Linked DNA regions of Homo sapiens: all the other regions are linked to region 1. The links are chromatin contacts, found by Hi-C in ENCODE. All regions are on one chromosome and are shown on one strand. Each heading gives the region's core, a stretch centred on a gene start or an enhancer-like site at or near the end of the contact. The rest is flanking DNA. Distances are from core to core; before and after follow the strand shown. Region 1 holds the start of R3HCC1L (R3H domain and coiled-coil containing 1 like). Region 2 holds the start of FRA10AC1 (FRA10A associated CGG repeat 1). Region 3 holds the start of CEP55 (centrosomal protein 55).

The links. A loop is a pair of places that touch in the nucleus more often than their neighbours do. Pooled maps may share reads with other maps.
Region 2: a map of naive thymus-derived CD4-positive, alpha-beta T cell shows a loop between it and region 1 (9-fold over the local background). The contact joins the promoter of FRA10AC1 here to the promoter of R3HCC1L in region 1. A Hi-C loop is called at or near these places in 1 of 168 maps with a recorded cell type or tissue (naive thymus-derived CD4-positive, alpha-beta T cell), 1 of 37 single-sample maps with no recorded cell type and 12 of 50 pooled maps.
Region 3: a loop to region 1 is called in a map of B cell, with 20 times the contacts of the local background. The contact joins the promoter of CEP55 here to the promoter of R3HCC1L in region 1. A Hi-C loop is called at or near these places in 2 of 168 maps with a recorded cell type or tissue (B cell and CD4-positive, alpha-beta T cell), 1 of 37 single-sample maps with no recorded cell type and 6 of 50 pooled maps.

Annotation. Positions count from the first base shown.
Region 1 is chr10:98,132,620-98,136,144 of GRCh38, reverse strand. R3HCC1L (R3H domain and coiled-coil containing 1 like) reads right to left here and starts at 1,488. Exons shown (of 10, transcript NM_001351015.2): 1 at 1,439-1,488. RefSeq lists enhancers at 790-929, 272-1,061.
Region 2 is chr10:93,700,886-93,704,426 of GRCh38, reverse strand. It overlaps FRA10AC1 (FRA10A associated CGG repeat 1), which reads left to right and starts at 1,835. Exons shown (of 14, transcript NM_145246.5): 1 at 1,835-2,052. RefSeq lists an enhancer at 1,547-1,846.
Region 3 is chr10:93,495,191-93,498,484 of GRCh38, reverse strand. CEP55 (centrosomal protein 55) reads right to left here and starts at 1,873. Exons shown (of 9, transcript NM_018131.5): 1 at 1,562-1,873. RefSeq lists a silencer at 1,545-2,054.

The DNA of each region.
Region 1 (3,525 bases), core at 239-2,738:
ACAGTGTCAAACGCCTGTAATACCAACACTTTGGGAGGTCGAGGCGGGAGGATCATTTGAGCCCAGGAGTTAGACCAATCTGGGCGACATAGTGAAATCCTGATTCTACCCAAAAAAAAAAAAAAAACTGATTGCAGAATTAGCATTCTCTGTAAGGGGAAAAATAAGACAATAAGCAACTTGCTTAGTCTCAAAGCTTAATGTCAAAAAAAATTAAACAGATGGGATATTTGGCTATTTATATTCTGAATTTCAACTGTGACACAAGACACAAGACCTGCTGGGGACAGGTATTAGTTGTAGTACAACCATATCTGAGGAACGTTTACTGCTTTATGCTTGTACCTGTGTGATACTGAAGGAAGGTTATAACAGCAAGAGATAGTTGTGTGTGCTGAGGAAGAAGAGTCTAAATTCTGGTGGGCCTTAAAATCCAGATGAAGTTTTAAATTGACTCCACAGGTGGTAACGCCCTAAGGTCACCTCTTCACTAGGAACCTGGCATAAAAACATCTGTATGGTTCAGATTCGTTTCCAAAGACACTTTCCCCCTATTTATTAACTAATTTGATCTTCGTATAGACATGAACCTGGTTTTAAAACTCAACTGACCTAGACTGGAGACTGGGGGATGGCAAGGTTATACCCGAAACATACTTTAGAGTTCAAAGCTTTCGCAGGAATATCACTTCTGCTGAAGCCCACAACCCTGGAAGGCCGCAGGGCAAAGAACATTAACCCCACTTTTCAGACAACGAAACCGAGGCTGCGCTAAACAGACTACTGTACAAAAGATCACAGGTCCAGCCAAGTGGCGGACTGAGACTTCCCCCAGGATATCAGACTCCAAATCCTGTGCTCCTTCCCGTACACAACTGAGAGGGGGCTGCACTCACAAACTTTAAAGATCGGACTTGGGGTTTTTCGCAGGCCTGCCAAGAAAAAGCAGGAAGTACATGCTCCTTTATAGATTGCTCACTCCCAGCCCGTAGCCCGGGGCTCCCGGGCAGCGGAGGAGGCTCAAAGGCGAGGCTCGAAGCGAAGCCCGGAAACCGCCGGCAGCCCTGGGGGCCCACGGCCCCGCAGCCCCGAGGGGGTAACCAGGGACCCCGCTCAATACCTGTTGAAACCCAGAAAAAGCACGTCCTTTCCGCCAGGATCATTTGGGGCGAGCGCCCAAAGCGAGCACGAGCCCCAGTGAGTGCAAAAGAGCCCCGGGAGGGTCCCTCTCAACCGCGGGCCCGCAGGGGTCAGAAGGCGGGAGCTTCCCAGTAACCTCCGCCCCAGGCAGGGGGCGGCCCCTCGCGTCACATGAGGAAAAAAAATACCAGCAACAAACGACGGAATGGAAGTCTTGTCCCGGGCTGTGAAGGGAGAAGTGGGGATTAAAAATCCTAGCTTGAGGTACAGAGGGAGGGGATACGGGGCTGGTTGTTACCGGCGCGCTGTTGCTCTCCGCTTCCGCCGTCTCCGCGAAGCTCTATCTCTTCCGCTCGCGCCGCTGGGGCGCGCGTCAGGCCTCGGCTCCGCCCCCAACGCCGTGGGGCCTTCTGGGGGTTGTAGTTTCCGCGAGGCCCGGCCGCGCCCACTGAGTTCAGGTCACGTAGGGGAGAAGCTGGCAAAATGGCGAGTGCCGGAGAGCATTTCTGCTCCTGTCCCTTCAACCCTTCCTCATTCCTCTCGGCTATATACGTGCGCAAATCTCCTTACATTCCACTCAATTATACCATCTCACTTCCTCCGTTCACAGCCAAGTTTTTTGAAAAAGATAATCTACACTGTCTCTACTTGCTCATCTGTGTTCACTCCTCATCGCAGCTTCCGCCCCCATGGAAAATGCCTTGTTGTCATAAGTGTCCTTGTTGCCAAACTCATTGGAGGTATTTCCGGACTCATCTAACTCAAGCTTTAGTCATTTGACGCTATTGGGCATTATCACTTATTTTCTATGACACTATCCAGGTTTTCCTTCTCTGAATTCATTCTACTTTGTTTCCTCTAACTTACCTCTAAAATATTGGTGTTTTCCAGAGTTCTTAAAATTGGGGTGGGAGAGGGGACACTCCAGTCCCTTCTCACCTGAGCTCATTGTTTGTATTCCCAACTTCCTAGACAAGACCTCTCCTCATCCATGCCCACAGGCATCTCCAGTGTCCTTGAAAAGTGAACTACTGGGGCCAGGAACAGTGGCTCATGCCTGTAATCCCAGCACTTTGGGAGGCCAAGGCAGGTGGATCACCTGCGGTCAGGAGTTCGAGACCAGCCTGACCAACATGGTGAAACCCTGTCTCTACTAAAAGTACAGAAATTAGCTGTGCGTGGTGGTGGGCACCTGTAATCCCAGCTACCCAGGAGGCCGAGGCAGGAGAATTGCTTGAAGGAGAATCGCTTGAACCCGGGAGGCGGAGGTTGCAGTAAGCCAAAATTGCACCACTGCACTCCAGCCTGGGCAACACAGGGAGACTCCGTCCCCCAAAAAAAGAAAAGTAAACTACTACCCCTCCTCCCTACTCATTAATATTCACTCTTTAACCTGATTCCTCCTTTCTCACTTCCTCTTCCTCCAATATTCAAATGGTCACCAAATCTTGGAGATTCTATTGTAGCAGGACGAGCCGCAGACAAAACCTCTCAGACACCAAGTTGTAGAACGAAGGGCTTTATTCAGCTGGGAGCATCGGCAAGCTACTGTCCTAAAATCCAAGCTCCCCGAGTGCACAATTTCTGTCCCTTTTAAGGGCTCACCACACTAAAGATTTCACATGAAAGGGTCGTGATTGATTGAGCAATCTGGGGTGTATGTGACAGGGGCTTCATGCAGTGGTAGTCAGAGTGAAACAGAACAGAGTACAATGTTCTTCCATACAATGCCTGGAATCTATGCTAAGTCATGAGTTGATTTTTAACTACTAGGTTTAGGCCAGGCAGGCCCAGGCCTGGTTTCAGGTCTGGTTTTGGGTCTGGTGCCTGGTGCTGGGCTGCCTGCCTTTGGTTTCACTTCCTTGTTTTTTTTCTTAAAACAGGTACTGAGTATAAAACAATATAAAACAATATGAGAGGGTCTCTTTCTTCTCTCACTATCTCCCAAGTACTCCTTGAATCTGTTCCTTCTTCAGGACTCCTAACTCATGACTCAGCTGCTCCTGTGGCCCCACCCAGAGGTGGACTCAGAGCATGAGGACTGTTTTCCACACCCCTATGATTTCATTCCCAACCCATCAGCAGCACCCATTCCCTAGCCCCCTGCCCACCAAAATGTCCATAAAAACCCTAACCTCTGAACCTTCAGGGAGTTTGATTTAAGATAACTCTGTCATCAATTAAATTCTTTACTGCTCTGCCATGGTCTCAGTGAATTGGTTTTGTCTGTGCAGTGGGCAGGAAAAACTCACCAGGCAATCAGAATCCAGTATTGTGGTTGGGAGGTTCAGTGAAAGAAGATTTATAGGAAATCTTACTGTAGGGTAGGTGGACATGGGCATTTTTTAAAAAATTCCCGAGGAGGCCCACTGTGGTGGCTCATGC
Region 2 (3,541 bases), core at 586-3,085, 4.4 Mb after region 1:
TTGCTGTTACATACCTGTAACCCTGATGTCTAGGGCAGTGTCCTGCCCAGAGTAGGCACTGAATAAATGTTTGTGTTTTTTATTGTTGTTGAGCTATAATTGTTAACTTGAGATTTCCTAAGCAGGTGGGTTTTCTATCCTGTATTATTTCTAGTTCAGATCATGCAATCTATGCCTAATATATATTTTCTATTTACTCTTTTTCAGTAACTGCTGTCTCAAAGTAAAAAATGGAAATCTTTGCCTGAATGGACTGGTAGCAACAGATCTGAAATTCTTAGAAATGTTGGAACCAGAAGCTACTTCCCACACAATCCATGAAGTGGGGGAGAGAGAGACAGAGAGAGAGAGAGAAAAGAGAGAAAGAGAGAGAGAGAAACTGGGTCTTATAGAGAGACAGACACAAGTACTACCCAGTTCTCGACCCTCACCAGGTTTGTGGCTTTAGGTTCTGTGCCTCTCTTCCTTATGTGTAAAATGAGGCTAATAACACAGCAGCACAGGGTTGTTGGAAGAGTAAAATGAAGCAACAAACAAGAAGATGCTAGGGATGGTAGAAAAATGCTAATAAATGTCAAATATGGATAGAAAGGAAATTGGATATGAGGTATAGGTCTGTTTAGTTTTATTAACAATAAAATAATTATATATTTAATATATTTACCAAAAAAGAAACTGCTTGACAAAATAATTCCATATACTATAACGTCAAATTGTAAGGCTTCCTATTGCTTTCACTTTTTTTAGTAAAAGTTTTTATTGAAGTATAATCTGATTGCATTTTGGAATAAGTTAATTTACAATAATTTAATTTATCTTATAGCCTTTTAAGATCACATTCAGTGCAATGGATAAAGCAGAATGTATCTATAATTTATTGTCAGGGTTAGAGACTTGAACTGATAAGGATATCGTTATCTACTGTTTAGGGCAAAAGATGTAAAATGACTGTGCATTAAGTGCCAAGGTTTTCTCTAAAAAGGGCCCACTGTAAACGCCAGAAGCGTGCCAGTTCAATTCAACAAATATTTAATTAGCACTTGTGATTTCCAAGGCACCGTTTTGGGTACTGAGGAGGAAGCAAAAAATGAATAGCTGCTAATGCCAGCGAGAGACAAGACATGAACCAAACAACTAGAGTGGAAAGAGTGGGGCGTCGTGATGTAGAAAACGCAAAGCACAGGAAGAACCTAGTGGCGCTTAAAATAATCCAACTTTTCCTGCCTTTTTTCTTCTTCTTTTTAAGATTCTATTTTGGATCCCTTTTCGCATGTGCCAGGTCGCTTGTCGGCAGAGAATCCTCAACCCTGAGAAATCTCTCCTCCTATTCTTTCTTTCCTCACAAATTCGATGAGCTCTTCTGCCATCAGCACTGCTTTTGGAATGGTATCTATTGTGTGGGTGGCGAAACGATGGAGAGATATTTTTGTTCTAATTATGAGAACTGTTTTACTGGGGGAAGGAGGGAGAGGCTGATCTGAAGCGCTGATGAGCTGCTCTGAGAGGATCCTCCGAGGAGGCGTTACTAAGGTTACTAGAGAGAGGACGGCAGGTGATAGGCACGGTAAAACAAAATATATTTTCAAATGAGAGGCGTGGGCTAAGCAGCAAGCAGTGCCAGCGGTACTAGATGCCGGATTCCCTAGAGGGGAAAGGAAGGAGGCCCAGGGAAAAACTGGGAGCCGCGACTTGGCGAAAGCTGGAAGCCTCTTCGTCCCTTTCCGGGCCGTTTCTCCCGCTGCCCTTGTTTCCCGGAGCTGTTCTGGCTGTAGCACAAGGTCGGCGCACTCGGGGGACGGTGCCATTTAGATGTAACACGTGGCCGTGTCGGACCGGAAGTGGTGCCCAGTCGGGACCCGTAGGGAGAGGCGGGTTGCGGGCGGCGGCGGCGGCGGCGGCGGCGGTGGTGGTTGTGGCGAGGCTGTGCGGCAGGGCGCACGGGACCTGTGCTGCAGCGGCTCTCTCAGGCCGTGGGTCGTCGCTGCAGCTGCCGGGAAAGAAGGAAACGACGACTCCGGGGGCGAACTTGGCACACAGGGAGGAAGGGAAAGGGTGTGTGAGGAGGGCTGTGGGTATATTTGGCATCAGGGAGAAGGACCTCAAAACTTGTTTTTCATATAGTACTAGCTGATCGTCGGGTTTTTTTTTGTTTTGGTTTGGTTTTTTTTTTTTTGGATGACAGATTCTGGAGACACCTGGCATCTCCGTTTTTGAGTTTCTCCCCGCTCTTGTCAGTTGATTCGTAGGCCTGAAGTGAGTGAGAGCTTTTTAGTTCAACCAGTGAGTTAAGATAGGTATGGGTCGGATGGAGCGGCCAGCGAATAAAGAAATGGGAGAGTGGGAGCAAGAATAGGAAGTCGTGTCCTGGGGCGAGGGAAAAGATGATGATGATGATGTAACATTTACTGGGTTTCACTGTACAAGACACCGTTAAAACCCTTTAGATGAGGCAACTCTTTTAATCTCCATTCGTATGAGGTCAGCCATCTTACTAGCCTCTTTTTATAAATGAGGACACTGAGGCTTGGAGAGGTTAAGGAACAGGCCCAAAGAAAGACAAATGGAAAGTGCAGAGCCAAGCAGTGAAATCTAGTAGGCTGATCCTAGAATATATCTCTAAACACACTACAGCTGTCCCCCATCAAGATGTAAAGAACGTGAGGACATAGGACAAAGAGTGAGAGGACAATATGGCTTGAACAGATGTGGTAAGACAGCTGGAGTTGACCTAAAAAAGGGTGTAAAATCCAGGTGTGTAAGGCAATAACAGATGTAAGGGAGGGTAGAGTTGGAACTCGGGCTTTCAAACCTTCATCTCCAACCTTAACTAGCATCTTCCTATCTAGGATTTTAGTGGGGCAGAGAAGAGAGGTATATACCCACACACCTATGTTTGAAAATGGAATTACAGACTTTAAAGGTTATTTAAAGATTTAAACAACTTAAAGATTATTTCATGTAGCTATCTTATTTAATAGATGAAGTCCAGGGAGATGAAATGACTTATTCAAGGTAGCCAGGACTAGAAACATGTCGTTTACCCTAGATCCAATGCAATGAAGTTTAGAGAGTTCTTTCCTCTTTTTCCAGCTGCACTTGCTGTCGTTATATTAGTTTTAACAATTTGATATATCATTTAACCTGGACTGTTCCTTCCAGCCATGTAAATTAGTTATGTATGACATCAAATAGTCCATCCTTCCTTCTTAGTGTGTGTTCCAAATTCAGTGCAAAGCTGGAACTAGGAGCTTCTTCCAATACAATTGAGTGGCAACTGAGGTCTTCCAGCATTTCTAAGAATTTCAGTTCTAAAATGAAGTCCCAGCATTTTGGGATGCTGAGGTGGACGGATTGCTCAAGCCCAGGAGTTTGAGACCGGCGTGGGCAACATGGCGAAACCCCTTATCTACAAAAAAAAAATTTTTTTAAGTTTGCCAGGTGTGATTATGCACTCCTGTAGTCTCAGCTACTTGGAGAGGCTGAGGTGGGAGGATTGATTGAGCCCAGGAGGTTGAGGATGTGAGCCATCAAGGCGCCACAG
Region 3 (3,294 bases), core at 624-3,123, 4.6 Mb after region 1:
GCAAGGTTATGGCGTCTCTCAGTCACCTGCTGCCACAGGAAGTTCTTTCCTATGTGTTTCTGTTGATAACACACTGTTGACTTGATATCGTGGGTCGTAGGACAGAAAACTACTACCAAGTCATTGAGACACAAAATGATGGAAATATAGATCTGCAGAACGTGAAAGAACCCCCAAACATCTGCTTCCTAACCTTTGCACAGAAACTCTGGCAGTGAATGAATGACTACTAGTTTCTAGCCTCTGGCCCAGACGGTTTGGATCTCCCCCACCACCTAGTCCCACCAACCTCCTTTCCCTGTATTTTCTTTTTTCTGTTTCTGTTTCTTTCTTTTTTTTTTTGGCGGGGGCGGGGCGTTAGGGGCGGCAGAGTCTCGCTCTGTCGCCCAGGCTGGAGTGCAGTGGCACTATCTCAGATCACTGCAACCTCCGCCTCCCGGGTTCAAGGGATTCTCCTGCCTCAGCCTCCTGAGTAGCTGGGACTACAGGTGCGCGTCACCACGCCTGGCTAATTTTTTTTTATCTATTAGTAGAGATGAGGTTTCACCATATTGGTCAGGCTAGTCTCGAACTCCTGACCTCAAGTGATCTGCCCGCCTCGGCCTCCCAAAGTGCTGGGATTACAGGCGTGAACCACCGCGCCCGGCCACCTTTCCCTGTATTTCCTATTCCAGTCATCCACAGGGTTCCCCCAGTTCAAACCTTCCTCAGCATGCCTTCCCTCTGTGAACTCTTAACAAACGATATAGCTGCCCCACCCCCACCCCTACACAATCTAGTACCCAATTACACTTCCTGCTAACCTTTTATTTTTTCAATTGTTCAACTATTTTTTCAAGGACTGCACTTTGATTTTTGTTGTTGTTGTTGTTACCCACAGAGCCTAACAGCAAGCCCTCAGATATGATTGGTTGATTGGGGCCGGGCGCGGTGGCTCACGCCTGTAATCCCAGCACTCTGGAAGGCCGAGGCAGGTGGATCATCTGAGGTCAGGAGTTCGAGACCAGCCTGCCCAACATGGCGAAACCCTGTCTCTACTAAAAATACAAAAATTAACCGGGCGTGGTGGCGCACGCCTGTAGTCCCAGCTATTCAGGAGGCTGAGGAAGGAGAATCGCTTGAACCCAGGAGGCAGAGGTTGCAGTGAGCCAAGATCGTGCCATTGCACTCCAGCCTTGGTGACAGAGCGAGACTCCATCTCAAAAAAAAAGAAAAAAGAAAAGAAATGATTGGTTGATTAGCTGAAGTGACCTAAGTCATGCTGGACAGGTGACCAAACAAGCGCTTCCATCCAGTAAATGGTACAAGGCCTCAATTACAAGCCGCATCTTCTACAAGGCGACGCCAATCTTTAAAAATTCCCACATAAAATCTCACTTGAGGAGACAGACAGGAAAAGAGAAACTGCAAAAAAAGGCACAAGTTTTCTCACTTCTAAAATAAAGATGTTTGAGGAACACACAACGAAAGTGCCTGCCAATCGGAAAAAGCCGTCCTAACAAAAGACCTTGGGCAAGTCACTTGGCCTCTCTGCGCCTATCTGTAAGGAGATGATACCCACCGCCAAGTCCAAAGAAGCGATCGAAGAGACAACGGTCTTGAGGCGCCCAGCCGGGTGCCAGGCACGAAGTGAGCGCCAGGGAAAAGGACTGTTATCAGAGCGGGCAGAGATTGAATCCCGCGGACGCGATCTGCCCACTGACCTGCCCTCCCTGGCGGTCCGGACCGGCCCGGCCCCGGGGCTGCGGGTCCTGGCCGCCCCTCGCCACCCTCCGCGGTCGCCTCCCTTGGGCCAGCTAGCAGCTGAAGCGAAGCGCGGCGCTCGCGTCGGCCGAGTCACACCATCAGGTGTGGATGCCGCTTCCGGGAGTTTGAATCCCGCGGCTGCAGGGCGGGGCACGTCACTGCCGGCAGGGCGCGGCCCGCAAGAAGGAGGAGCAGCGCGCGCGCGGCGGGGACGCGGCTCCCCGATTGGCTGCCGCCTTTGAAGGGCGGAGAGTAAACCTGAGGGCGGGCCGAGAAGTGGCTGGGGCCGCGGGGCGGGACAGAGGGCGGGAACACTTCCTCCCGGGCCCGCCAGCTAATTCTGGGATCGGGGGTTCTCTGCGGGCTTAGACCTAAACAAGCTTGGTGTCTCGCAGTCAGGGGCTGGTTTTGTGTTTATACGCTTTTAGGAGAAAGCAAATTACTATTTTTAATGGGATAAAACCAGTGACGATGGACCGAGACGAACTAGTTCTGCGCTCTTGAGCATAGATTCTCCCTGTGTGAAGTGCGGCCCCTCCTGCCCTGGGACAACGGGATTTCACAAAGGAGCACAGCCCCCTTGTCATCCCCTCGGGTCTCACTCTGTCGCCCAGGCTGGAGTGGAGTGGTGCAATCATAGCTCACTGCAACCTCAGTCTCCCGGGTTCAAGCGATCGTCTTGCCTCAGCCTGCCGAGTAGCTGAGACTACAGGCGCACGCCACCACGCCCGGCTAATTTTTTATTAAAAAATTTTATACAGACAGCGGAGTGGGGGGGGGGGGGGGTGGTCTCACTTTGTTTCCCACTCTGATCACGAACTCCTGCCTTCAAGTGATCCTTCCACCTCGGCCTCCTAAAGTGCTGGGATTACTGCCAAAAATCAGCAGCACAGCAGGGAGTGTTAACGGGAGAGATGAGAGGCACGCCCAGGTTGAACGCTGAGATTATGAATGCTAGCGGACCGGCTTTCAGACCAGACTGCTACCCTCCAGCCTGATATCTATCTATTGATCGATTCTAGCTCTTGATTAGCCGCTTTGAGAACGTTACTGCTGAGAGAAGAAGCACATGAAATGTTTAGCAGGGCCTCCCTTTCTCTCCTAGACCCAGCATAAACTCGCTGGAGATTTAAAACAGTAGATACACAGTAGCAAAACATCCTAGGTACACAATATTGTACAAAGGTTATAAACTCTAGATTAGGACTTTCTAGATTTAATTCCTTACTGCCCTGACTAGATGTGTCTCCTTGGATAAATTTATTTAACCTATTTGAGCCTCGGTTTCCCGATGTGTAAAATGATGCAAATAATAATATTTACTTCACAGCTCGGTTATAAGGATTAAATGAGGAAATCCGGCCAGGTGGAATGGCTAATTCCTGTAATCCCACCACTACGTGAGGACGGGGAGCGAGGATTGCTTGAGGTCAGGAGTTGGAGACCAGCCTGGGCAACACAGAGAGATCCACTCTCACCCCACCCAATCCCTGTCTCTAATTTTAAAACTTTAAAATTTTTTTACATGAAAGAAATTCATGTAAAGTG